Linked DNA regions of Homo sapiens: region 1 is linked to region 2. The links are chromatin loops, found by intact Hi-C in ENCODE. Cell type or tissue: GM12878. All regions are shown on one strand. Links, peaks and the distances in the headings refer to the core of each region. The heading gives the core; the rest is flanking DNA. Region 1 overlaps FCHSD2 (FCH and double SH3 domains 2). Region 2 overlaps IUR1 (imatinib upregulated ABL suppressing lncRNA 1).

The links. A loop is a pair of places that touch in the nucleus more often than their neighbours do. Peaks named below come from ENCODE experiments on the same cell type or tissue, not always from the same donor. Only the 100,000 strongest peaks of a DNase experiment are listed, where the experiment ranks them.
Region 1: it touches region 2 in a loop (1.9-fold over the local background); 7 of 110 quality-filtered maps call a loop at or near these places.

The regions. Positions count from the first base shown.
Region 1 is chr11:72,963,233-72,975,550 of GRCh38, reverse strand. All of the region lies in intron 8 of FCHSD2 (FCH and double SH3 domains 2), which reads left to right. Among named protein-coding and RNA genes, the nearest start is that of ATG16L2, 150 kb to the right of the region's middle. In GM12878, for the core only: no CTCF peak of the experiment used is centred there; a DNase peak (open chromatin) is centred at 5,420; H3K4me3 peaks cover 739 bases; H3K27ac peaks cover 3,055 bases.
Region 2 is chr11:73,147,099-73,159,416 of GRCh38, reverse strand. It overlaps IUR1 (imatinib upregulated ABL suppressing lncRNA 1), which reads left to right. Exons shown (of 4, transcript XR_950294.3): 4 at 1,404-3,637. Among named protein-coding and RNA genes, the nearest start is that of FCHSD2, 11 kb to the right of the region's middle. RefSeq lists enhancers at 1,571-1,750, 4,734-4,973, 5,444-5,493, 6,104-6,323, 6,564-6,673 and 3 more. In GM12878, for the core only: no CTCF peak of the experiment used is centred there; DNase peaks (open chromatin) are centred at 5,056, 6,286 and 6,776; H3K4me3 peaks cover 1,437 bases; H3K27ac peaks cover 7,252 bases.

The DNA.
Region 1 (12,318 bases), core at 1,386-9,385, 180 kb after region 2:
AAATATTTATTATATATCATGGAGTGTTGAGAACATTTCCAAATCTTCTCTCCTACCTGTTTTAGAATATACCATAAATTATTGTTAACTATAGTCACCCTGCTGTGCTATTAAACAGTAGAATGTATTCCTTCTATCTGACTGTAATTTTATACCCATTAACCAACCTCTCATTGGCCCCACCTTCCTATCCTTCCCAACCTCTGGTAACCACCAATCTACTCTCTACTGCTGGATATATATCCAAATGAATGGAAATCAGTATGTTGAAGAGATGTCTTATAGCACTATTCACAATAGCTAAGATGTGGAATCAACCTAAATGTCCGTCAGTGGATAAATGGATAAAGAAAATGTAGTATATATACACAATGAAATATTATTCAGCCATAAAGAAGATTGAAATCCTGTCATTTGCAATAACATGGATGACCCTAGAGGACATTATGTTAAGTGAAATAAGCCAGGAACAGAAAGCCAAGTTCTTTTTCGGTTTTTCTGGCTAAGCATTAATTCCAAAAATCTTCCTCATTCATATGTAGGCGTATATAACTCATCTTTTTTATTTTGAGTTGTGGCTCTTCTGGTTTCTCTGTCGTCTCTAGCTCTTGTACCTCTGATTCACCTAATGTCTGTTTACTTAATTAATTAGCATGGAAGTCTTCAATTCTATTAAATTCTGCTTAATTCTGCTTTAATTCTGTTAAATCTCTGCTTCTCTTGCTTTATATCCTTTTTTTTTTAATGCCCTCTTTCTTGGAGAGAGTAATCATTTGACTCAGTTCCCATAAATACCATATGATTCTCAAATCTGTCTGCAGCCTGCCCTTTAATTATTCATATTTGTGCCTTTACCACTGGTACTTGTGAATACTGAAAGTAACTAAAAATAAATGCATTTTAAAATTCTGTTTCTCAGTCCCAGTAGCCATATTTCAAATGCTTAAAGGCCACATGTGACTAGTGTCTACCATGTTGGACAGTGCAGATATAGAACATTTTTGCCATCTTAGAAAACTCTGTTGAACAGCAGTGCTCTAAAGCTTATTTTGTTTTTACTTGTTATGGTTTGAATGTGTCCTCTAAAGTTCATGTGTTGGAAACCTAATTCCCAATGCAACAATACTGAGAAGTGGGACTTTTAAAAGGTCATTAGGTCATGAGGGCAGAGCCCTTATGAATGGATTATTGCCATTGTTGTGAGAGTGAGTTATTTATTACAGGAGTGGGTTCCTGATAAAAGGAAAAGTTTGGCCCCTTTCCACTTTCCCTCTTGTGTTCTGTTGCTCTTCTGCTTTCTACCATGGGATGATACAGCGTGAAGGCCCTTGCCAGATACAGGCCCCTACACCTGGACTTCCCAGTCCCGAGAACCATGAACCAAATAAACGTCTGTTGTTTATAATTACCCAGTTTGTGGTATTCTGTTATAGCAACAGAAAATGGACCAAAACTTTGTTTTCTTCCATCCCGCCCCCCGCCCTTACCTGTCTGTTATCAACTCTGCTGGTCATTTTTCCCAGTAACCACTTGGTTATATTTGATTATTTCACAATTAATTGCTCCTTCATTTGCACTCTAGGTCTTTACTTATATCTTGTTAAAGAACAGAGGTTGGCAAACATTTCTTGTAAAGGGACAGATAATAAATAGGCTTCTGTGTTGTGGTTACTCAGTTCAGCTGTTGCAGTGCAGCCATGAATGTGGCTATGTTCCAGTAAAACTTTACTTACAAAGCTGGATGATGGGCTGGATTTGGCCTACAGGCCTTAGTTTGCCCACCCTTGGTATAGAACTTTAAAAACTGTGTTATGAATGTTCTAACTATATAAATATGCTGAAAATAATAAAATGAGTACCCATTTACCCAACCACCAAGCTTCAAAAATGAAACACTCTCAGTACAGTGGAAATCTCCCAGGTGACCCCTCCCAAAACATCTCCCTTATGTTCAACAGATTGTAACTACCACTCTGACAATAGATAGTGTTGTCTTAGATAGTATCATGCCCTGTGATATTATGCAACTTGCATTTTTCTCACTCAACATTGTATTTGTTGAGATTCATTTGTATGAATTTTTAACTTTCTTTGTTATCTTTGCTATATAGTATTTCATTGTATATATATATCATAAATAACTTACCCATTTTCTTTTCTTTTCTTTTCTTTCTTTTTTTTTTGAGATGGAGCTTTCCTCTTGTTGCCCAGGCTGGAGTGCAATGGCACGATCTCGTCTCACCACAACCTCTGCCTCCTGGGTTCAAGTGATTCTCCTGCCTCAGCCTCCTGAGTAGCTGGGATTACAGGCACATGCCACCACACCCAGCTAATTTTGTATTTTTAGTAGAGACGGGGTTTCTCCATGTTGGTCAGGCTGGTCTTGAACTCCTGACCTCAGGTGATCCGCCTGCCTTGGCCTCCAAGGTGCTGGGATTATAGGCATGAGCCACCGCGCCCGGCCATAACTTACCCATTTTCTTAATGGAAATTTTAGTTGTTTATTGTTTTACTGTTACAAACAGTGCTGTTATCAACAGTCTTGTACATTCTCCCTGGCTCACTTGTGCTAGAGATTCTTAAGGGAATATACCTAGAAGTGGTATGCATTAGAAGCTGTACAAAAGAGTGCCAGCTTACAATCCTTTTATTGTACCTTTCAGCATTGTTTGCATATCATTTGAAGCTCGGGAAGCATTTGAGTTTGTACTAGGTGATAGGCACTTGGTGATACAGAGATGAATTGGATGTGATCCATACTGTCATTGAGCCAGAAACAAGGTTATTCTCTGGTGCCGCCCACAAGGGGCTTATGGAATATGGGGTAATAGATTCTTTCCCTGCTACATTGGTTATTTTATGATTGGTTCCCTGTGACTCAGAAAGATAAAATTAGGATGCTTCTTGTAAGTCTTTACCAAACTTCTAAAGTAATTATTTCGAAATATTTTTAGCAGTTGAACAACTTTTTAAAACAAACTCCTACATGGAATCTTTATATATAAAGCAGATAAAAGGGAAGTTATTTGGTTAAAGTTTGTGAGCCTGTTTCCTCTTTGTGTGTTTTCCCCACTCCCTATACCTGCCTGTGACATCCTCTACTTTCCCATGGTTCCTAAGGCATCAGGCTGAATACTAGGGCACCTTGAAATATAGTTTGGAAAGAAATGTTCTAAGACAGGATTTTCCAACTACCAAATTTCTTATAGAGGTCTAAGCTTTACCTAGATGATCTTAATTTTAGAGTTTTTTGAGGTAAACTCATAAAAATATAAATCAAAACATGGTAATCAGTTCACATCCTTCAGTGGACAGGTCTAACAGGTAATTGAATATTCTCATTTCAGAGTTTAATTTAATGTCTTGGGCTGGAGAATCAACAATAGATGAGGGGTACTGAAGCAGAGAATACATAAAACTATTAACGAGAGTATTGTATAGGGTGACAAGAGGCATAAGAAGAAAATTTTAAAGAGATTAACTCTTTTTAAATCAATTTTATTGAGGTACAATTAATATACAATAAGATGCATCTATTTTAAAATAGGGTTGGTTGAGTTTTGACAAATATGTATAACCATATTGTCACTATCATAATTGCAATCAATATCTAGAATATTTCTATCCTCCCAAACTTTTATCTCTCGTTCCTTTGCAGTTATATTTGATTTCCGTTGCTATGTAACAAATCACCACAAACTTAGACGTTTTAAACTACCTCCATTTATTATCTCACAGTTCTGTAGGTCAGAAGTCCAAGTAGGCTTAGCCAGGTTCTCTGCTTAGGGTTTCACAAGGCCAAAATCCAAATGTCACCTTGGCTGCATTCTTATCTGGAGATTCTGGGGAAGAATCTCCTTCCAGGGTCATTCAGGTTGTTGGCAAAACCCAGTTCCTTCTGGTTGTAGGACTTAACTCTGTTTTCTTGCTGGCTGTAGGCTGGGGTCATTCTCAGCTCCTAGAGGTGCTCTCAGGTCCTTTGTACATAATTCTCCATTACCAAGCCAGCAGTAGTGTGTCCAGTCCTGTTCATGTTTTGAATTTCTGACTTTTTTGCTACTAGCTAGAGAAAACTCTGCTTTTAAAGATTCATGTGATTAGGTAATCGCAGATAATCTCCCTTTTGCCATTTAACGTAGCATAATCACAAGAGTGATTATGTTCTACTGACACTCAAAGGAAAGGGGATTATACAAGGGCAAGGGTCACTGGGATCATTTTATAGTTCTGTCTACTTCAGCAGTCTTCACGTATTTTGTTAAATTTATTCCTAAGCATTTCATATTTCTCAATGTTACTGTAACATTTAGGTTTTAATTTTTCCTTTCAGTTCTTTTTATTAATATATAAACATATGATTGATTTTTATATTTTGACCTGTTCCAGTTACTTATAGTGTTACTCTGCATGACAAATGACTGTAAGGCTCAGTGGCTTAAAACAACAGCATTTAGTTTGCCTTCAAGTCTATACTTTGGGCAGGGGGGTCAGTAGGGATAACTTATCTCCGTACCACTCACATCAGCTAGAGAAACTCAAATGTGAAGGTTGAATTCTGAGGGCTTGCTATCTCACGTTTCTCATTAATGCTGCCTATTGACTCAGACCTTCCCGAGGCTGTCAGCTGGAGCTTCTGCACTTGGCTTCTTGGTATTGCCTTTCTCACAATGTTGTGGTTGGGTTCCAAAGGCAAATATGAGGGCAGTGGGGGTTAGGGGTATGTTTTGTCCCATTTTGTATACCTAACCCCAAAATTGGTGTTAAATGAGTGAGAAAGGAGAGGTTCAGCGGCCTTTCTTCATGGAAGTCTTTTCTTCATAGAAGAATTCGCATCTCACCAGGCTTTGTATGTGAGTGGGATGTCGGCAGGCTGTGGCAGCAGACAGTGGCATTTCACAGGGATGGACTTTTATGAAAAGGGGAGTGAAAGTAATGCACAGAAGAAACCAGTGGCTCCATTAATCTTGGAGAGAGCCATGAGAGTGCTAGCAATAGTTTTTAAGTGAGGTTGAAAAAAATTTGACCTTGAGGAAAGAATTCTAAAATGCCACTAAAGTAGCTTTGATTTTTTAAAACCAACCAGGTTAAAATGTGAACACATGATTATTTGTTATCTTAGTTTTAAATGCAGTTTTCTATAACACATGATATTTTTCCATTACCTTTTATTGTAGGGCTTTTAGATAAAAGACAATTTTCATACATTAGAATTGTAAGTATTTTTACTCACTGGATTGTAGACTGTTAGGTTTTGGTAGTGTTCTTAGATTCTGTAATATTTATTGTTGGTTAAAAACTTGAGGTGGTGAGCACTGTTAGCATTAATTTTGGGGTTAAGAAAGGAAGTGGTATATGTATTATCTGTTCAACATTCTTAGCCATTTGTGGCTTTAGTGAGTTTTCTTGCTTTATCAGTCATTTATCAAGTACCTCCCTCTAGTTTTCTTTTTCAAACCACTTTGAAACAGCAAGTTGGGTTCATTTTACTGGTATTCTGATGACTGTTGATTGTGGTTCTCAGGCTGATGTAATCATGTCACAAAATACAATAAAGATGATATTCCATCACTGAGGTGCTTAGTCACAGATTAAAATAGTCCCTGGCCACAGACAAGTCTTTTTCTGAGCCCAGTCCCCTATTCCTGTAATAATGAGGGTCAGGTCTCACTTGTGTGTATTTGGTCGTGTTGTACCTAGCATAACCAATGTGTGTGTTTAAACTTCATCCAATAAATCACTTAAGCCTAAGAATTTTGCTTCTTTATCACAAATAACATAGTGTGGAGTTTGCTGAACTCTATTTTCAGACATGGCTTTATAATTTCTGACTTAATTGCATGTTAAGCCATTTTATTTGTTTTCTTATTAAATTAACTAGTCAAAACATACCGTATTTCATTGATTCTAACATTTGGGCTTTTTTCTAGTCTTTTAATGTTTTTTATATCTTCGATGCTTCTTGTATTCTGTGGTGTCTTAAAGGAGGATAATTTTGCCTAAAGTTCCACTTTGTGCAAGGCACACAAAGAAGTAAGGAAATGGGACAAATACTCTCTACCCTCAAAAAATTAAGACAAAGATTCATCTTTTTGTCTCTGTCCCTCTCAGTGTTTTTCTCTTTCTTTCTCAGACACATACTCTAAAAAATTAACTGAGGTGGCAAAACCTAAATGCCAACTAGCTTTTCTGCACAGTTCTAATCCGATTTTTATTCCTGATATAAATAACTTAAAGCCAAATTAAATTAAATGAAACCATTCTAACATGATCCAAGAGGGAGAAAGTCTGTAGGTGAAGATAATAAACATTGGAATGCAGCTCCGTCTCTCATAAGGTTTTTGAAGGGAGTAGGTAGACTGTTAACACTGATTTTGACATGGCTACACTGGACAGTTCAAGTATTAACTTAGTGCTGACAATGAGGAGGAGACATCTGGAGTCTGAGAAGACCAGCCACCTAAGTGATACCCCAGGTATACTATTTTAAATTGATTTCAAAGAAAATCTATATGAAAGGTAGTAGCATATGTATATATGTGTGTATATCATTAAAACCATGTTTTTCATATAAGATGAATCACTGGACAAAGCCTTAATATTATTACCTATCAGTTTTGAAGGAAAGGATAACTGGGTTTTATTTTTGTTTTGTTTACCAATTTATAGAAATATCTTTTAATGTTACTATAATAAAACCATTAAAGCACCAAGGAGAAGTGTTGGTCAAAGGATGAACCTTGGGTACACAGAAGCACTGCTGGTCTCTGGAGTGAGGATGACTGGTCAGAGCATCCTGACTTCTGTAAGCAGGCCTTATGCTCATGGGGTATATAGTTTATAGCCTTTAACCCTGCCAAGAACAGAGAAAGTTTGCAGGGCTTCTGAAATTCCATGCCAGCACTATCATTTTGGAAATCAGAATAACCCCCCATTTATGGATATTGTAATTTATCATCTGTCAGCATAATTGGAAATATGTATTATTTGGCAAGAAGAGTTCCTCTTCAGGGCTCTCCATTAAGATACATGTGCCACAGTTATTCTGATCCTATGTATTGGAATCCCAGCCCTGGTTAGTCCTCATGGATTATCTTTCAATGAGACATCAAGACATAACTACAGGTAAGATAGCACATCTGAAAAATAGCCTCTGGAGAGGAGTAACCGTTTCTGAACAAAAGCTTAGGTCAACCTGAAGGTATTTTCTAGGAAACAGAATGATAAATTATAGTTTCAAATTAAAAGGCAAAGATCTATCAGTCTTAAGGACAGAGTACCAGTGTTATTTATCTGTAATTATTTTCATTTGTTCAGAAAGTAATTTTGGAGCATCTACATTGTACCCTACATAAAACCTTCAGTGGCTTCTTATCGCCCTTAGGATAAAATTGGAAAACCTCAAGATAATTCCAAAGGCCTTATATGCTCTGTTCTCTGCCCACTTCTTTTTTTTTTTTTTTGAGACAGAGTCTTGCTCTGTTGCCCAGGCTGGAGTGCAGTGGTGCGATCTCGGCTCACTGCAAGCTCCACCTCCCAGGTTCACGCCGTTCTCCTGCCTCAGCCTCCTGAGTAGCTGGGACTACAGGTGCCCGCCACCATACCCGGCTAATTTTTTGTATTGTTAGTAGAGATGGGGATTCACCGCGTTAGCCAGGATGGTCTCAATCTCCTGACCTCGTGATCCGCCCGCCTCGGCCTCCCAAAGTGCTGAGATTACAGGCATGAGCCACCCGCACCCAGCCTCTCTGCCCACTTCTTTTTAAAAAAAATTAGATATAATTCACATACCATAAAACTCACCGTTTTAAAATGTAAAATTCAGTGGTTTTATTATATTTACTAGGTTGTACAACCATCACCACTATCTCATTCCAGAACATTTCTGTTATCCCCCAAAAAAGCTCTATACCCCATTGGCTGTCATTTTGTGTTCTCCCTACTCCCTAGTTCCTGGCAACCACTAATCTGCTTTCTGTCTCTGAATTTTCCTCTTAATGGTCATTTCATATAAATGGAATCATACAATATGTGGCCCATTTGTGTCTAGACTGTTTCACTTTGCATGTTTTCAAGGTTCATTCATGTTGTAGCATATATTAGTAATAGTACTTTATTTTTTTTTGTACCTGAATAATAGTCATATTGATATGGATATACCATATTTTGTTTACCCATTCAAAAGTTGATGGGCATTTGGGTTGTTTCCACTTTTCGGCTGTTACCAGCCTATCTCTATTCTCATCTATTTCCCCCACTACACAAGGGTCTTTTTACATATTGCTCTTACTGCCTAAAACAATCCCTCTCTTCACTATCCTCATTTACTTTCTTAACTTTTTTTTTTTTTTTTTGAGACAGAGTCTTGCTCTGTCGCCCAGGCTGGAGTGCAGTGGCGCGATCTCAGCTCACTGCAAGCTCTGCCTCCCGGGTTCACGCCATTCTCCTGCCTCAGCCTCCTGAGTAGCTGGGACCACAGGTGCCCGCCACCAGGCCCGGCTAATTTTTTGTATTTTTTTAGTAGAGATGGGGTTTCACTGTGTTAGCCAGGATGGTCTCAATCTCCTGACCTCGTGATCCGCCCACCTCAGCCTCCCAAAGTGCTGGGATTACAGGCGTGAGCCACCGCGCCCGGCCACTTTCTTAACTCATAATCAGGGTTCACATCCCAGTCCAAATCTACTTCTTTAGGGAATCCTTCCTCAAACTATATCATATTCCTCTATTATATTTTCTTCTAGCGTCAGGTTTTTTTCCTTCAAAATAATCCTTGTAATTTATAATTATATACCTGATTGTATTGTCTCTTTGCCTTTTCCTCCTACCTTTAGTGTACTATAAACTTCATGAAAGCAAAATTGTGTTTTCTGCTCACAATTGTATCCCTGGAATCTAGCACAGTAACTGACATATATATCTGTTGAATGTATTCATGCAGGAATCTGTTTGCATCATTAAGTACTAGGGACACAAAAATGAAAAACCAGTCTCTTTGCAGGGAGCTTGCAGTGAAGCTATGCAGGCAAGTAAGTATTTTGTAAGAATAAATGCTGTAATTCCCGTATTAGTATAACAAAGTAATATGCTCAGTTTAGTCCGGGTGTGGTGGTTCACACTTGTAATCCCAGCACTTTGGGAAGCCGAAGCAGGAGGATCACTTGAGATCAGGAGTTCAAGACCAGCCTGGCCAACATGACGAAACCCTGTCTCTACTAAAAATGCAAAAATTAGCTGAGTGTGGTGGCGGGCACCTGTAATCCCAGCTACTCAGGAGGCTGAGACAGGAGAATTGCATGAACCCGGGAGGCAGAGGTTGCAGTGAGCCGACATCGCACCACTGCACTCCTTCCTGGGCGACAGAGTGAGACCAACTGAAAAAAAAAAAAGGCTCAGTTCAAAGAAGAATAATAAAGTGAACATCTTCCTTCTTGCCCTGTAGATGTATCCATCACGCTGGTAGTTATATTAAATGTTCCCATGCTTTTCTTTATTGTTTTATTACACAGGAATTTATCCATAAACAATGTTGTTTATCTTCTTCTCTTGCCTCATTGTTACTTTATGTGAATAGAATCATGTTTCCTGCCGATGTTTATATTTTTGAGATTGTATCTATATTGATACATAGAACTGTAGTTCATTCATTTCCCCTCCAGTATTGTGTTCTGTTTTATGACTGTATTACACACAGCATGGATTAATCCTGGTCATGAGGTAGAGCAACAGAATCTTATCACAAGAGATGACATACTGTGTGATTCTATTTATATACTTAAGAACATGCAAAACTAATCTGTGCTAATAGAAGTCAGAACAATGGTTATCTTGGGTGAGGGGTGTACATAGAATGGGAAAGAGTGCCTTCTGAGGTGTTGGAAATGCTCTAAATCTTGATCTGGATGGTAATTACCCAAGTATAATCACATTGAAGACTTATGAAGAGTCACATTTACATGTTATACTTTAACAAAAAGTTTCAGAAATAAATACATGAAAATATTGAGTTTTAAAAAAATACTATAATGGCAGTATGTACAAATGTAATTAGAACATAGGAAATAGAAGGAAAGTCACAAAAGGCTTTATAGAAGTAGCTTTTAAGTTAAGACTTATTTTGTCTCACCTGGTAGAATGTAAGGCATTGAAAGGAGGAACTGTGTATTGTTTCCTACTGTGTTTTAGTGCATAGAAGAGCGCTCAGTAAAAATTCATAGAATTGAATCAAATTTAGTTTTCCTGGAAGACAGGCAAATGGAGAACTTTCCAAGTATAGAGGCAACAATAATTCTGGGCTACAGATAGAAGTAGTTCAATATTTCTACAGTATAATGTACAGCTGGAGTGTAGCAAGAGATGAGGCTGGATTCTAGGAAGTTATATGAATGGGGTTGTATCCACTGTTAAGAATTGTTCTACAGGCAATGGGGATCTATCAAAGACCTTTGAATTAAGAAGTAAAATGATTGGCCAGGCGCGGTGGCTCATGCCTGTAATCCCAGCACTTTTGGAGGCCAAGGCGGGCGGATCATGAGGTTGGGAAATTGAGACCATCCTGGCTAACACAGTGAAACCCCGTCTCTACTAAAAATACAAAAAATTAGCCGGGTGTGGTGGCGGGCGCCTGTAGTCCCCGCTACTCGGGAGGCTGAGGCAGGAGAATGGCGTGAACCCGGGAGGCAGAACTTGCAGTGAGCCGAGATCCTGCCAGTGCGCTCCAGCCTGGGCAACAGAGCAAGACTCCATCTCAAAAAAAAAAAAAAAAAAGTGAAATGATCAAATTTACATGTTTGGAAGGATTACTCTGGCAGCAATATGAAAGGCAGATACTAATAGCAAGAATACCAGTAAGGCTATTACCATAAAGACCTGGGGCTGTGGGTTGTAAAGGAGAAAGAGGTAGATTCGGAAGTTAACGCAGAAGATTCTGCTGCTGATGATGATGATAGAAGTTAACATGAAGAGAGTGCTTACTGTATGTCAGGAACTCTGCTAGACTCCAGACGAAAAGGCAACAAAAACACAGCCCTTGCCCTTAAGGAATGAAGAAGGCAGATGTGTACTGTTAGAGGCATGTACACAGTGTGGTAGTAGCACAAAGGGGAAGGAATAACCAACCCCATCTCAGGGAGTAAAGAAGACTTCTCAGACGTGGTTACATTTGTGTTGGGTCTTAAAAGATAGATGGTATAATGACATCAAAGAAGAGTTATAATGACATCTTAAGCAAAGGGAAGAGCCAGTGCAAAGACAATAGTACATGATTCGATGTGATGAGAACATAAGATTGGAACCATCAACCAGTTGTTCATTTTCCTGTACATATTGCACTGATTTTTTATAGTCAGGATATATTTGTTTTTGTTTCTTTAAAAGTAATTCTCTTGATTTCTGTTACATCATTTCAATCTTTAGAGAAATATTTGAATGCTGATTGTGTCATCCATAATATTAACTATATTATCCATGTTTGTATCATCCATAAATTTGATAGGCTTTCCTACTATTTATTCCTTCAGGGATTAGTTAAGTCATTGAAATGGATAGAGCCCTCTGGTTACTTGGTAAGTAAAGATCTACTTCCAAGTTTACCCATCTATTAATTAGCCATTGTTATTCAACTGTGAAATCTATTCATGACACAGAGTTGTCATCTAATCCAGGGTCCCCAACCCCAGGGCCTTGGACCTCAGCAGTCCATGGCCTGTGAGGAACCAGGCCGCACAGCAGGAGGTGAGCCGAGGGCCAGTGAGCATTACTGCCTGAGCTCCACCTCCTGTCAGATGGGCAGCAGAATTAGATTATCATAGGTGTAAGAACCCTATTGTGAACTGCGCATGTGAAGAATCTAAGTTGCACACTCCCTATGAGAATCTAATGCCTGATCATCTGAGGTGGAACAGTTTCATCCCAAAACCACCCCACCCTACCCATCTGTGGAAAAATTATCTTCCACGAAACTGGTCCCTGGTGCCGAAAAGGTTGGGGGCTGCTGATCCAATCCACATTTTTTTCAGTCTTGTTCTTAATCACACACAGCATAATGGCTAAAGAAGAGAAGTTTTTTTGAGCAAGGCAAATTTGGTTTGACTCCTGGTTTCACTGCTTACCAGTTTTGCAGCCTTGGGAAAATTATTTCCCTTCTGTATGCCTCACTTAGCTCATCTGTAATATGAGGCTGCTAGTAAGTATCCCAGATTGCTTTAGGAAATCTAAATGAGATAGTGCGTAGTAAATGCTCACTACTTTGCCAGGTATATAGTAAGCACATAGTAAATGGAAAAGTAGTCATCATCATTATTGCTATTAATAAGATGTTATTTA
Region 2 (12,318 bases), core at 2,751-10,750:
CCTTTACATCTGCCTGACACCCGCCCTCCTGGAGGCTCTACTTTTCAACCCAGGAGCCCCCGGCAGCACTGGGCCTCAGTGGGGATGGTGTGGGGGTGTGGGGTGGGCAGGGGTGGCTGTGAGAGGGCAGCTCAATCACAATTTGGAATCCTGGCATGTGAGAGCCCAAAGGGACCATAGGGATAGTCTAACTCAAACTTCCCATTTTACAAATGAATACACTGAGATCTAGAACAAGACACAGATAGGGAATTGTCTGTGGCTATTCAGTGAGTTAGAAGCAGAGACAAAATTAGAACCCAGGCCTCTGATCCCAACTGAGATCCTTCTTTCTCTACCCAGGATCTTACAGGAAGGAAATAAGCATTTTAGCTAGAGCAATGAGTCTCAAACTTGATTAAGTCAGCTTGAGACACTGCATTGATGTTAAATGTGGTTCCCTTAGATTCTTTGGAACTAGTCTGCTGATAAATCCGGATATGGACACTGACGCTTAGAGCAGCCTCTTTCATAAGATGCTGTGCATTCCAGTCAAGCCAGAATATTTTCATATGAATGTGTTTAGATTATCATTAAAGTGAACGTACAAAACTTAAAAAATTCAGGTAGCATATCTGCAGACATCCATGAATAAGGCTGGAAACTCATGAAACTGAAGAGCCCAGTTTGAGAAATCCTGGGCTGAAAGGCCAGTCAATCCTGGGGAGTGAGTGGGACAGATCGGGTTTAAGCTACAGTGTCAATTGTGATGGGGCCCAGTGTGGGGCTGGACTCCTGCCCTCTGCCCACTCCATGCCCTAGCCCTCTTCCTCTGATAGGCAGGCCTGGGAGCGTCCTTCCTGTGGTTTCAACCATCTGGGAATCTGCAGGTCGCGGATAGCTCAGAGCCGACCTGGGCTGGACCTGCCCCTCTGGACCTTGAGTCTTTATCTGTAATATGATAGTGTGGATTTGCCTGGAGGGATTGGAAGGGATAGGATGGGGAGAAGGAGACAGGGACAGAGCTGTCAGTGCAAACTGGGCATTTTTTTCTGGTAGTTGATAAGTCAGCAGCTGAAAAGATAATCTTACCTTGTATTCCACTTCTGAGATGTTATCTTTCAGAAATCACGCTAAAGGAAAAGGCATGGCTCTAGAAAGGACTGATAATCACAACTTAGTTATACCCAGAGCTGGTCCCCTAGCTGGGCAGCTTACATTTTTGTTCATAGATAATCAGCTGGCCCTTGTGGCAATCCTGGGAGATGGGGACCCTCTGAGCTCCCTCAGGCCCATACTTCTTCTTCTTCCAAAGTGATCTCAAGGTGTTATCACTGTCTGTGTTCCCATCTTCCCACCACCCCCCCCAACCCAACAGATCTGAGCCCCTCCAGGGTTGCCTCCTTTCTATTCTGTATCCTTAGGGCCCAGCAGCTCACCTGGACCACGGAAAGCACAGAAAGAACTGGCTGAATGAATCAAGAGATCAAGTGTTCTCCCTGAGGCCCTGTAACAGCTCTGCAGCTGACTGCCCAGAAGGAAGCAGAAGTGAGTGACAAGTTGGGGGAACCAGAGCTTGCACACCATAGGCCTGAACACTAGCCTCTGGGGAAAGGCAAGTCCAGCTGACCTTGGTGAAGTTAGGACCCGGGCCGAGGCCACCTCTTCTGGTTCACCCTCTGCTGGCCTCCCAGCTTCTTTGGCTCAGCAACACCCAGGATTCCAGGCATGTTTGCCTCTGGCCTTCTAAAAATACCCAGGCCACCCAGCACCTCCCAGATGTCTGAGCGCTGAGTCTGTGATTTCCCTGCCGGTAATGGGACAGCCCCGGGGTGGGCAGGCGGGGGTGGCTCGAGCAGCTCAAGCCACTTCCTCTGCCTCCCATCCCCTAGCCTACCAGAAGCTGGACCCAGCCCTGCCTCCCAATCCTTGCAAGGCAAAGGAGGGTAGAGGCTAGCAGACCTCAGAGATTGTTGACTCCAGTCTCTTCTTGGGACAGATGGGAGATCTGAAGTCTAAGGATTGCTCATGGCACTTGTGCCATTAAGGTCCTCCTCACCCCACTCCCCAGCACTGTGTTCATGCCTGCTGCTGTCTCACTTCCCACATGCTACTTGGAGTCTAGGTCTTGGAGCCCAACCTGACTTCCTCCATGCAGCTGAAAGCTCCTGACAGCAGTGAAGGGGAGGATCCCTGTGGTCTCCATGGTGCCTGGAAGAGTGTCCAATCCAGAGCACACCATCAGTAAACGTAGATTGGATTGAACAATGTAGTGGCAGCTGGGGCAATGGGTGGAGCACTGGGCTGGAGGACAAAGCCTCTGAATTCTATCTAGCCCAGGGTCAGCCACTGTGATACTATGCATCCTCATCAATTGCCCTGGACAAACCTGTTTCTCCTGGGCTGGATAGGATGGTGTCTAAGGACTGAGCCAGCTCTGCTGATATGAAGCTGCAAGCTGATGCCCTGCTGGATATTCCTGTCCCTTCTCTGCTCTACTGTATGTCTGGGAGAGATGGCACAACCTGTAGGTTCCATCAGCTCCAGGTTCTCAGCTTCTGCTCCTCCCTCCGTGCTTCTGAACATTCCACCTCTGGTCCTAGCCCCTGAGGCCCAGCTCTTCCAATAGTGCCACTTCCACCTCTGCTGCTGGGTACACAGGGGTGAATGCATACCTACCTCGCTCACTAATCATGTGACCTTGGGTAAGGCATTGCCCTTTTCTGGGCTTCAGTTTTATCATATCTAAAAGGGAATAATAAGGCCTACCTTAAAGGAGTGCTATGAGGATGTAGGAGATTCCATAGCTCAGATGTCAGGTTATATATCACCTCCTGCAGAAAGTCTCCCCTGTCCTCCCAAGGATGGCTCAGATAGCATTTGTTGCTGGCTCTTCAGTTCTGACCTTCCCATGTTCACACTATGTGGTCATTGGCTCTCTATGCATCCATCCCCCACCAAGCTGTGGGCTCCTCAAGGCCAGGAGTCTCCAGGACCCAGTACAGGACCTTTACAGATGAAGTGCCTGGGAACGTTTTTTGACAGACACAGTGGGTGAGTAAAGCCTGAGAGAAAGGCAAGGGGTTGTGCAGAAGTCTGGGAGTCTGAGTAAGAAGTGGCCTGACTGACAGGGCAAGTTCTGGTGGTATGAATATTGACAGCTGCTTGGAGCCCTTCCCCCATTTCCCTGCTTGGTAAATTCATCCTTCAAGATCCCAGGAGAGCATCTCCTTCCCTGAGAAACCTGATCACTCTCCCCTCTACCACATTACACACTCCACTGTAGGTGTTCTTTACACACCTGTCTCCCTTCTCAGATGTGAGTTCCCTGAAGGCAAGACCCTGTTGGATCTCACAGCACCAAGCACTAGATCTGGCATGAGTTAGTCAAGGTTTTGGAGCAGAAGAATGGATGGAGGAAATAATTTCTGAATCGAACTTGGAATTGAACTGCCTGAACTTTAATGCCCTTTCCAGCCTTAGGGATGATAATGAATTACCAAAGTGAGAAAAATGGAGGCGCAAGCTGTTGTCATCCTTCCAGAGGCACCCTCCAAGTGTGTGTGGGTGAAATGTGAGCTGGAGAGAGGATTGACAAAGAGCAGTGAAAACATATTCCTGGACCCCATTCTTTTTTTTTTTTTTTTTTTTTTTGAGATGGAATTTCCCTCTTGTCATCCAGGCTGAAGTGCAATAGCTCAATCTCGGCTCACTGCAACCTCCACCTCCCAGGTTCAAGCGATTCTCCTGCCTCAGCCTCCCGAGTAGCTGGGATTACAGACACACACCACCACGCCCAGCTATTTTTTGTATTTTTAGTAGAGATGGGGTTTCACCATGTTGGCCAGGCTGGTCTCGAACTCCTGACCTCAGGTGATCCACCTGCCTCGGCCTCCCAAAGTGCTGGGATTACAGGCATGAGCCACTGTGCCTGGCCTGAACCCCATTTTTATCTCTGGATTTTTCTCTCTGTTGAAGAATTGCTGCAGAAACCATATTCTAAGTATAAAAGGCCTTTAGATACCTAAGATGATCCCCAGAACCTTGATGTGAATCCATTTACTCATACTTTACATTCTCACTTTACACTTTGAGCATGAAGCCCATGGTGATCTGGTTGTAAAAGGTTTAAAGGTTAATTGGCAGCCAATGTTGGGGGTGAGAAGTTGCTGCTGCAGGCAGGCAGGTATTCACCAAGGCAGCAGAGAGAGGAGGCATCTGCCAGGCTGGTAGAAAGGAAATAGAAAAAGAAAACAGGCCGAGAGCGGAGGCTCAGGCCTGTAATCCCAGCACTATGGGAGGCCAAGGCGGGCGGATTGCTTGGTTGCAGTGAGCCAAGATCGTGCACTACACTACAGCCTGGGTGACAGGGCGAGACTCCATCTTAAAAAATCATAATAAATAAAATAAAAATACAAAAATTATCCAGGTGTGGTTGTGCATGCTGTCGTCCCAGCTACTCGGGGCGCTGAGGCAGGGGAATTGCTTGAACCTAGGAGGTGGAAGTTGCAGTAAGCTGAGGTCACACCCCTACACTCCAGGCTGGGTGACAGAGCGAGACTCCGTCAAAGAAAAGAAAAGAAAATAGAAGAGAAAAGAGAAGAAAGAAAATGGGCAAAAGCAACTAAAGGTACCACAGATCAAAACCTTTAAGATCAGCATTGGGTACACCATTGCATATCTGCTCTGGGCAAATCCCTTTCTGGGCCTCAGTCTCCCCATCCGTAAAATGAACAGGTTTTACCAAGGGCTCTGAGGGCTTATGATTCTCCAGGAGTTTCCTTATGTGAGGCCTTTCTGTCCCCAACCATACAGATCAGATGAGGTGTCATCAAAGTCAAGACTCCAATTTCTAGGGTTTGTGGGTTATCAGGCTTTCCTGCCACAAACTTTCCTGCCACGAACCTCCTGCTAGGCTCCTCAGGGGGAGTTCACTACTGTGGCTGTCTGGGCCGAGCCCCCAAGAAGAAACAAAACTCTCCAGGGTCTGGTGCAGAGGCTGTGGCCCAAGGTCTGCTTGCTGCCTAAGGAAGATATGAAAAGGAAGCCTGGCTCTGGGTGAAACGGAAGTGTCTGAGGTCTGACAGTTGCTCTCAGCATGGTCTCTGCAGCCAGGAGGGAAGTAAAACTGTCTGGGCATCTGGTAGTTTCTACCCTGAGAGTCCACAGGACAGTGACAAGTGGGGCCTGGTGCAGGCCTGTTCTCTGGTCCAGAGCCCTAGCTTAGGCCAGAGACAGTCTTTGGAGAGATGCTGGCCCAAAGATTTGGAGGGAGGGCAAAGGAGAATACTCTGAAGCTGGTTCATGACCTTAGGCAAATCTCTGTGCCTCTTTGGGTCCAGTTTCTCCATTTGCAAAAATGGAGTTTGGGCTAAATTTGCCTGTGCAATAAGGGTTTCTGGAATGGTGGGCACTGGGGATACAGAGACAATTTGGTTACAAGGAACCTGGATTGTTACCCTGCTGGCAAGGGACTCACAGCCTGGTAGGACATAGTTACAGAATCATTGGTTAATTGTGATTATCAATGCATGTATAGGTGCCGAAAAGCTGTGGACATAGAGCATTAATTCAGCATTCATCCAGAGATCCAGGGAAGGTTAAGCAACTTGCCCAAGGTCATATAGATATTAAGTGGTCCACCTGGGGCCAGAGTCTTGAAAGGAAGGGGAATTCAGAAGAGGACATGGCTAAATAGAAGTCTGGAAGACCAGTCTGCTTGTGCTTGCTGCTGTCATCAAGATCTGAACAAAGTTATGGAGACCCAGAGGAGGGGAGATTAATTCTGACTTAGGAGAAGGAGGAAGACTTCACAGAAGCAGAGGTTTTGAGCTGGGGTTTAAAGGGCAAATATGAGTTTATCAAGTACAGAAAGGGAGAAGGGTGTTAAAAGCTGAGGGAACAGCATATTCAGATGTGTGATGTTGCTAAAAAGAGCCTGATGAGTTGCTGGAAAAGTTGTCTGTGTGTGTTTGTGCGTGTGTATGTATGTGCGGTATGTTAGGAACAAAGAGTACCTAAAATGGGAGGACTGAGAGATGAGGTTTCATAGTCTGGCTGGAATCACACAGTGAAGGGCCTTGAATGTGTTTGGAGGGCAGTGGGCAGCCATAAAAGGGTCTTAAGCCACGGATGCATGGTCAAAATAGCCTATTAGCAGTCTTGCTCGGGCTGCTAGGAGGGCAGAGGACCAAAGTACAGGGCTGGGGCCAGGCAGAAACAACTGTAAAGAGGCAGTGGCAGAGGATTGAGGGTGTCAGGTGTCAGGCCTAGCCCCTGTCAAGAAATAGAAACTTTTCAAGAGACTACATAGGTGTGGAGGAAACAAGAATTGAAACCTGAGCCCAGCTGTGGCTGTGGTCTGGGCAGGTGCCGTAAGCAAGGGAAGTGAAAGGGTTGGGGTGACTTCCAGTTGAAGGAGGGGGATGGCTTGTGGGGGATGCTAGGGGCCTGTCCTCAGGCTGGAGACCTGTTCCAGGACGGGGCAGGGTAAGGGGCTATGCCTGACCAAGCCCCTGCCTCTTGTTCCTGCCCTCAGAGATCCCACTTCCTTCTGCTAGGCCTTAACTCTTTCTCCTGAGATATTCCTTCCCTACTCCCCACCCCTCCCAGTGTTCCATCCCACCCTTTCTAGCATCCCATGGTTCCTATCCAGGTCCTGTAGGCCCTCCAGCGAGGCTGCCCCGAGCAGCTCAAGTTCCTTGGCTTCTCCTACACCAACCTGCACTGCTCATGCTGCCTGAGCAGTGGTCTGACCATGTTTTGCCTTGAGGCCTGTTTTATTCTGTAGTGTTGGTTCACCAAACTAGTCACTGTTACTTCACTGTCACCTCACTGCAGCTGCAGGTGCCCCTGTCTCATTGGGCTCTGCCCACAAGAGCTCTTGATAAGTCAGAATCAGACCCTCATGTGCCCAGAGAAGCTAGCATTGAGTATGCCTGGCCCAAAGCATGAACTTGGGGAGGGGCTGTTCATGGGCTGCGCTGATGAGTTCTTTGTTCTGGGGCAAATCTTGACATGATTGTGTCTGTTTTTTTCATTTGTTCGTTTGTTTGTTTTTTTGAGACAGAGTCTTGCCTCATTGCCCAAGCTGGAGTGCAGGGGCACCATCACAGCTCACTGCAGCCTGGAGCTCCTGGGCTAAAATGATCCTCTCACCTTAGCCTTGTGAGTAGCTGGGGCCACAGGCATGTGCTGCCACGCTTGGCTAATTTTTTATTTTTTGTAGGGGTTATGAACCACGAGGGGTGAATTCCTTCCTGCTGGTCCCCAAATACCTGACCCTCCACCTGGATCTGCCCATTCAGATCAATCATCTCCAGGTGCAGGGTCAGGTATTTGGGGACCAGCAGGAAGCAATTCACCCCTAATGGTTCAGATGAAGAGACTTTAATGAGGGGACTACTGTACTGAGGTGTTGGCAGGGTAAGAGAACAAAAAAAAGGACGTTGAGGCACCCACCCAGAGGCTGGCAACAGTGGAAAAGTCTTACGGCCCAGCACTCAAAGGGGTCAGGAATCATGTCCAGACCGAAGTGGAAGCCAGTTGGCAAGAAGGCCTCATGAGGGAGCCCACAGAGGTCTGCCTCCCAGGGCACAGTGCAGGGTGTGGGTGTGGGTGCAAATGGAGACTAACGGTCTCCAGATATGGCTGAAAGATTCTCACCCAGATGGAATATCTGGAAGATGCCTCTGGCCTTGATGCAGTCACTTCTCTGTGATCGGTGCTGGTTTGGAGGTTTTTCCAGCTGTCCCAGAGAGAACAGGTGAAGCTTTACTTTCAGAGTAATTCCGGTACCATCTAGAAAGCATGTTCTGGTCTTGATAGTGACAGACTAGAGAGTGACAGAGGCATGTGGGCCTCAAGGGTACAGAATTATCCCAATATACAGAGTGACAGAGGCACGTGGGCCTCAAGGGTACCGAATTATCCCAACATATATAGTGACACAGGCCCAGAGAGAGTCAGAGCTGTGCCAAGGGTAAACAGGCCCAGGGCAGAACATAGTAGAACACGGTGGAGGGGAGATGCTGTGAGCTCATGTTGGAGAGGTACACAGCATCCAGATTATGGAGTTAAGGCCACACAGCTAGAGAGCAGCAGGGCCAAAGGTCCAACTGGTCAGTCTGAATTGGAACTTGACTCAAGCTCTTAACCAAGACCCTAAGCTGACCCTGTAGAGAAAAGAGAGAAGGGTGTTAAAAGCAGAGGGAATAGCATGTTCAGATGCATGAAGTTGCTAAAGAGCCTGATGAGTTGCTGGAAAAGTTGTGTGTGTGTTTGTGTGTGTGTACATATATGCTGTGTCTTTGGAACAAAGGGTACCTAAAATGGTAGGACTGAGAGATGAGGTTATGTAGGCTGGCTGGAGTCACACAGTGAAGGACCTTGAATGTCAGGTTAAAAAGCTTGGGCTAAATTTGGAGGGCAGTGGGCAGCCATAAAAGGGTCTTGAGCAGTGGGTGCATGGTCAAAATAGCCTATTAGCAGGCTTGCTTGGAAGCTGATGTGCCTGTTTGTTTGTTTGAGATGTGCAGCTTCTAAGTGCACATCTACTTGGAAGCTGAGTGCCCAGTGTGCAGACAGGAAAGGTACTGGAGTTAGTGTGACCAAGCCCAGGGTATCTTGTCTTTCAGACACACCCCATCTTCTCCTTATGGACCACTCACTCACAAACCTCCCCCGGTCACAGGCTCAGCACAGCAGGTGAGGTTATAGGCTGAATATGAGCAAAGGACAGGCCTGTGCAGGCCCTTGGGCACATCCTCCCTTAGGTTGCTGACTGGGCCTTGTATTCCATGACCTGGCTGCCCACACTTAATGTTCCACTACTGTTAAACCTCTGGGTCTACAGACCTTGAAATCCATCCATCTAGTGTGCCTGTTGGGTGCCACAAACAAGATCTCCTCCCAGAAGTCTACGGGGATGGGGACATTGATAGGATGAGTGAGATAGCCAATATTTGTGGAGTGTGATAAAACCATAAAGGACTACTGCTTTTTAAAATTGGGAGCAGAGCCAGGTGCGGTGGCTCACACCTGTAATCCCAGCACTTTGGGAGGTCAAGCTGGGCGAATTGCTTGAGCCCAGGCATTCGAGACCAGCCTGGGCAATGTGGCAAAACCTTGTCTCTACAAAAAACAACTACAACAAAATTAGCTAGGCATGGTGGCATATACCTGAAGTCCCAGTTACTCAGCAGGCTGCGGTGGGAGGACTGATTGAGCCCAGGGGGTCAAGGCTGCAAGCAAACTGTGATTGCACAACTGCACTCCAGCCTGGGTGAGAGAGCAAGACCCCATCTCAATCAAACAAACAGGAAAGTAAGACAGAAGGAAGGAAGGAAGGAAGGAAGGAAGGAAGGGAGGGAGGGAGGGAGGGAAGGAAGGAAGGAAGGAGGAAATTGTGAGCAGACATTCAAGAGGGCCACCCAAGGCTACACCATCTACCTCATTTCACAGGATTCTCTATCCAAGAGAAATATGGATAGAGCCATGTTTCCAAACGTGGCTCAGGCCCATTCAGCTTGTGGTTTTCGCTCTCTCTGTCCCTCCGCAGGGAGTGCCTGCCTCCCATGCATCAAGGCCTACTTCCAATGCAGCCCTCGTGGGCCCCTCCTTTAGACAGAGGCAGTCTTCCCCCACTTAGAACAACCACAGCACTTTGATTTTGTGCTTTGGAATTACTCAGACTCAAACAATCATTAGGGAATTCTATATCTTGCCTCTCCGTCTAGATTGAGGGTACCTGTTAATTCAACTTTTCATTCTCCCCTCCTAGAATACTACAGGTACAGAAATCATTTGCTCAATTAAATGGTGGCAGCCCAGTTCCCATGAGGAAGGTCTGGGTGACTCTGGTAATTGTGATGGAGCGGTTAACCTCTAGACACTGGGGCAGGACCATCTGTGTTCAAATAGCCTACCTCTTACTAATTGTGTGATCTCAGGCAAGTGACTTAGCTCCATTCTTGCAATCAAGACCATTGAGTGTTGTGAGAATTAATGGGTTAACACAGTCAAAGCCCTCAGAGCTGTGCCTGGTACCCCCTAAGCATTCAAGAAATGTCAGCTATTATTATTACAGCTATTATTAGGAGCCAGCCGGGTATGCTTATAAACAATTTCCCACACCCAGCAAAGCTGGAGCAGACACATACACTGGCTTAACCCACAGCCACACTTGGAAATGGGGGAGGGTAGGGAGCTGTAACTCTATTTTAGAGATGAGCAGAGGCTCAGAGAAGTCAGAAGCATTCATTCATTTAACAGGCATTTATGGTGCGATTTCCACATGTCAGGCACTGCCTCTCCTCCCACTTCAAATTCAGTGAATCCTCAGAGTGGGGCTGGAGGCTAGGGACAGAGGACTATGTATTTTAAACAAGCACCCCCTGGTGATTCTCAGCTTAGGCAAGTTGGAAAGATGATTGGATTGTAAGGTCCTAAGGCAAGCATCTTGTCATGTTCCAAGTTTGGACCTGGGTTTTATGGGGGATATCATTTTTTGGTGGCAGATTAGTTTAGCAGTTAACAGCACAGACCCTGTAGCCTGGTTAATTGGGTATACATCTCAGTTTGCCACTGGCTGCATGACCATAGGCATACCTAACCTGTGAATGCCTCATCTGTAAAATGAGGCTAGTAATAGTACCTACCTCAGAGTTGTGAGAATTACATTAGTTTTTTATGCGAAGTGCTTGGAAGGCTGTCTGCCACATAGTAACTATTATAAAGCATGAGCTATTATTATTAATGTACACAGTGTAGACAAGCATCAGACAGAAGGCCGGGGGTGGTAGATTTGACACTTCTTACCCCACGATTGGCTCTGCCTGTAGCGTTGGCAGTGTCTGTCTCTTCAGGGAGGCTCGCCACCTGCTCCTTTCCGCTGGAAGAGCTTTCCTGAGTTGGGGAATTCCCTCCCATGGCGCCCGACAGCAGCTCCTAGCATTCTGATGCCATGTGCTCTGCCCACAGCAGCATAGTGAGAATTAGATCACATCTCGGGCCAAGGCTGGACTGGGAGGACAGGCAGGTGTAGGGGTTGGAAGTGTCCACTTACGAAGGCTGCAAATGGGAGGAGGAGTGCAGACCCTGGGGAGGCTCCTCTCCACACCCTAGGCCAGCTTTGGCTGAGGGTGGTGCCGCAGACAGGGGAAGGGCGGATGCCCACGGAGGACAGGCGGGATGCCAGGGTGTCTGCCAGCCCTCCAGGACACTTATTTTGGCCTGCTGCCCTCGGGCAGGGAGCAAGCAAGTGTATTTTGTTTTGGCATTAACTCAGCAGGCTGTGGGAAAACAGGCAGGCAGGCATCCTGAACAGGGCCTGCTCCCTTCACAGGCCAGCCCATGGTGGTGACAGAACTGCCACCTCTGCATCCTGCTGTCCCTCTCCCACAACTCTCCTCTCTCTCCCCTGATCCCTGCCTGGCCCTCCTTACCCAGCTCAGCCTGAAGGGTCCTTTCCCTGAAAGGGGCTCACAGACTTGGTAGCATCCCATACCTCCCAGGCTAGGCTCTGGAGAAACTCCCTGGTGGAACCCCTGGTGTTACAGATGAGAAAACCCGGGCTAAGGGAGAGGCAGGGACTTTCCAGGTCCTCACAATGAGTAAGGAGCAGAACTAAGATTCTAGTGGGGCTCAATCTCCCCCATGGAAATTCCTCTTTTTGTGGTTTATTTTTTAACTTACAAATAAAGCCATAACAAAATGACGGGAAACTGAAGGAAAACTCAACAAAGGAAACACACTTGTGGGCCAGCACAGTTGCAGGCACTTTACATAAACATTCCCATTTGATTCCCACTGCAACCCTGCAAAGAGCCATTATCTCTCCTTTATAGACAAGGAAACCTGGCTGAAAAGAGGTTTCAAGACTTGATCAAAAACTCTAAGCTTGGCAGAGGAGAAATAGACATCTAACCCAGGTTTGCTTGACCTCAGACCCCTGTAACCTCATCCCTCCACCAAAAGTATTTTACTCATTGGTGCCTAATCACAGTGCAGCTCATGGCGGAAGGTGCTGATCAGCGTTCAATACAGGTGGTCACTCAACCTTCCCTGATGTGTCCTAGGATCAGCAGTTACTTGTTTATGTGGCTCCTCAGCCCTTGCAGACCATTTACCTGTTATTTCATTTAACCTGCACAGCCCTCCAAGAGGAAGACAGGATGGAATTTATTATTCCTATTTTATAGATGTAGAAACCAAGGTTGAGAGGACAGTGATGCGCTAGAGGTCACACTCAGTGAGTACCTGGCAGAGATAGAATTAGCACCGTGGTTTCCTGCCTTGTAATGTTAAAACCATGTGCCTATCAGCTCCTACCATAGCCCT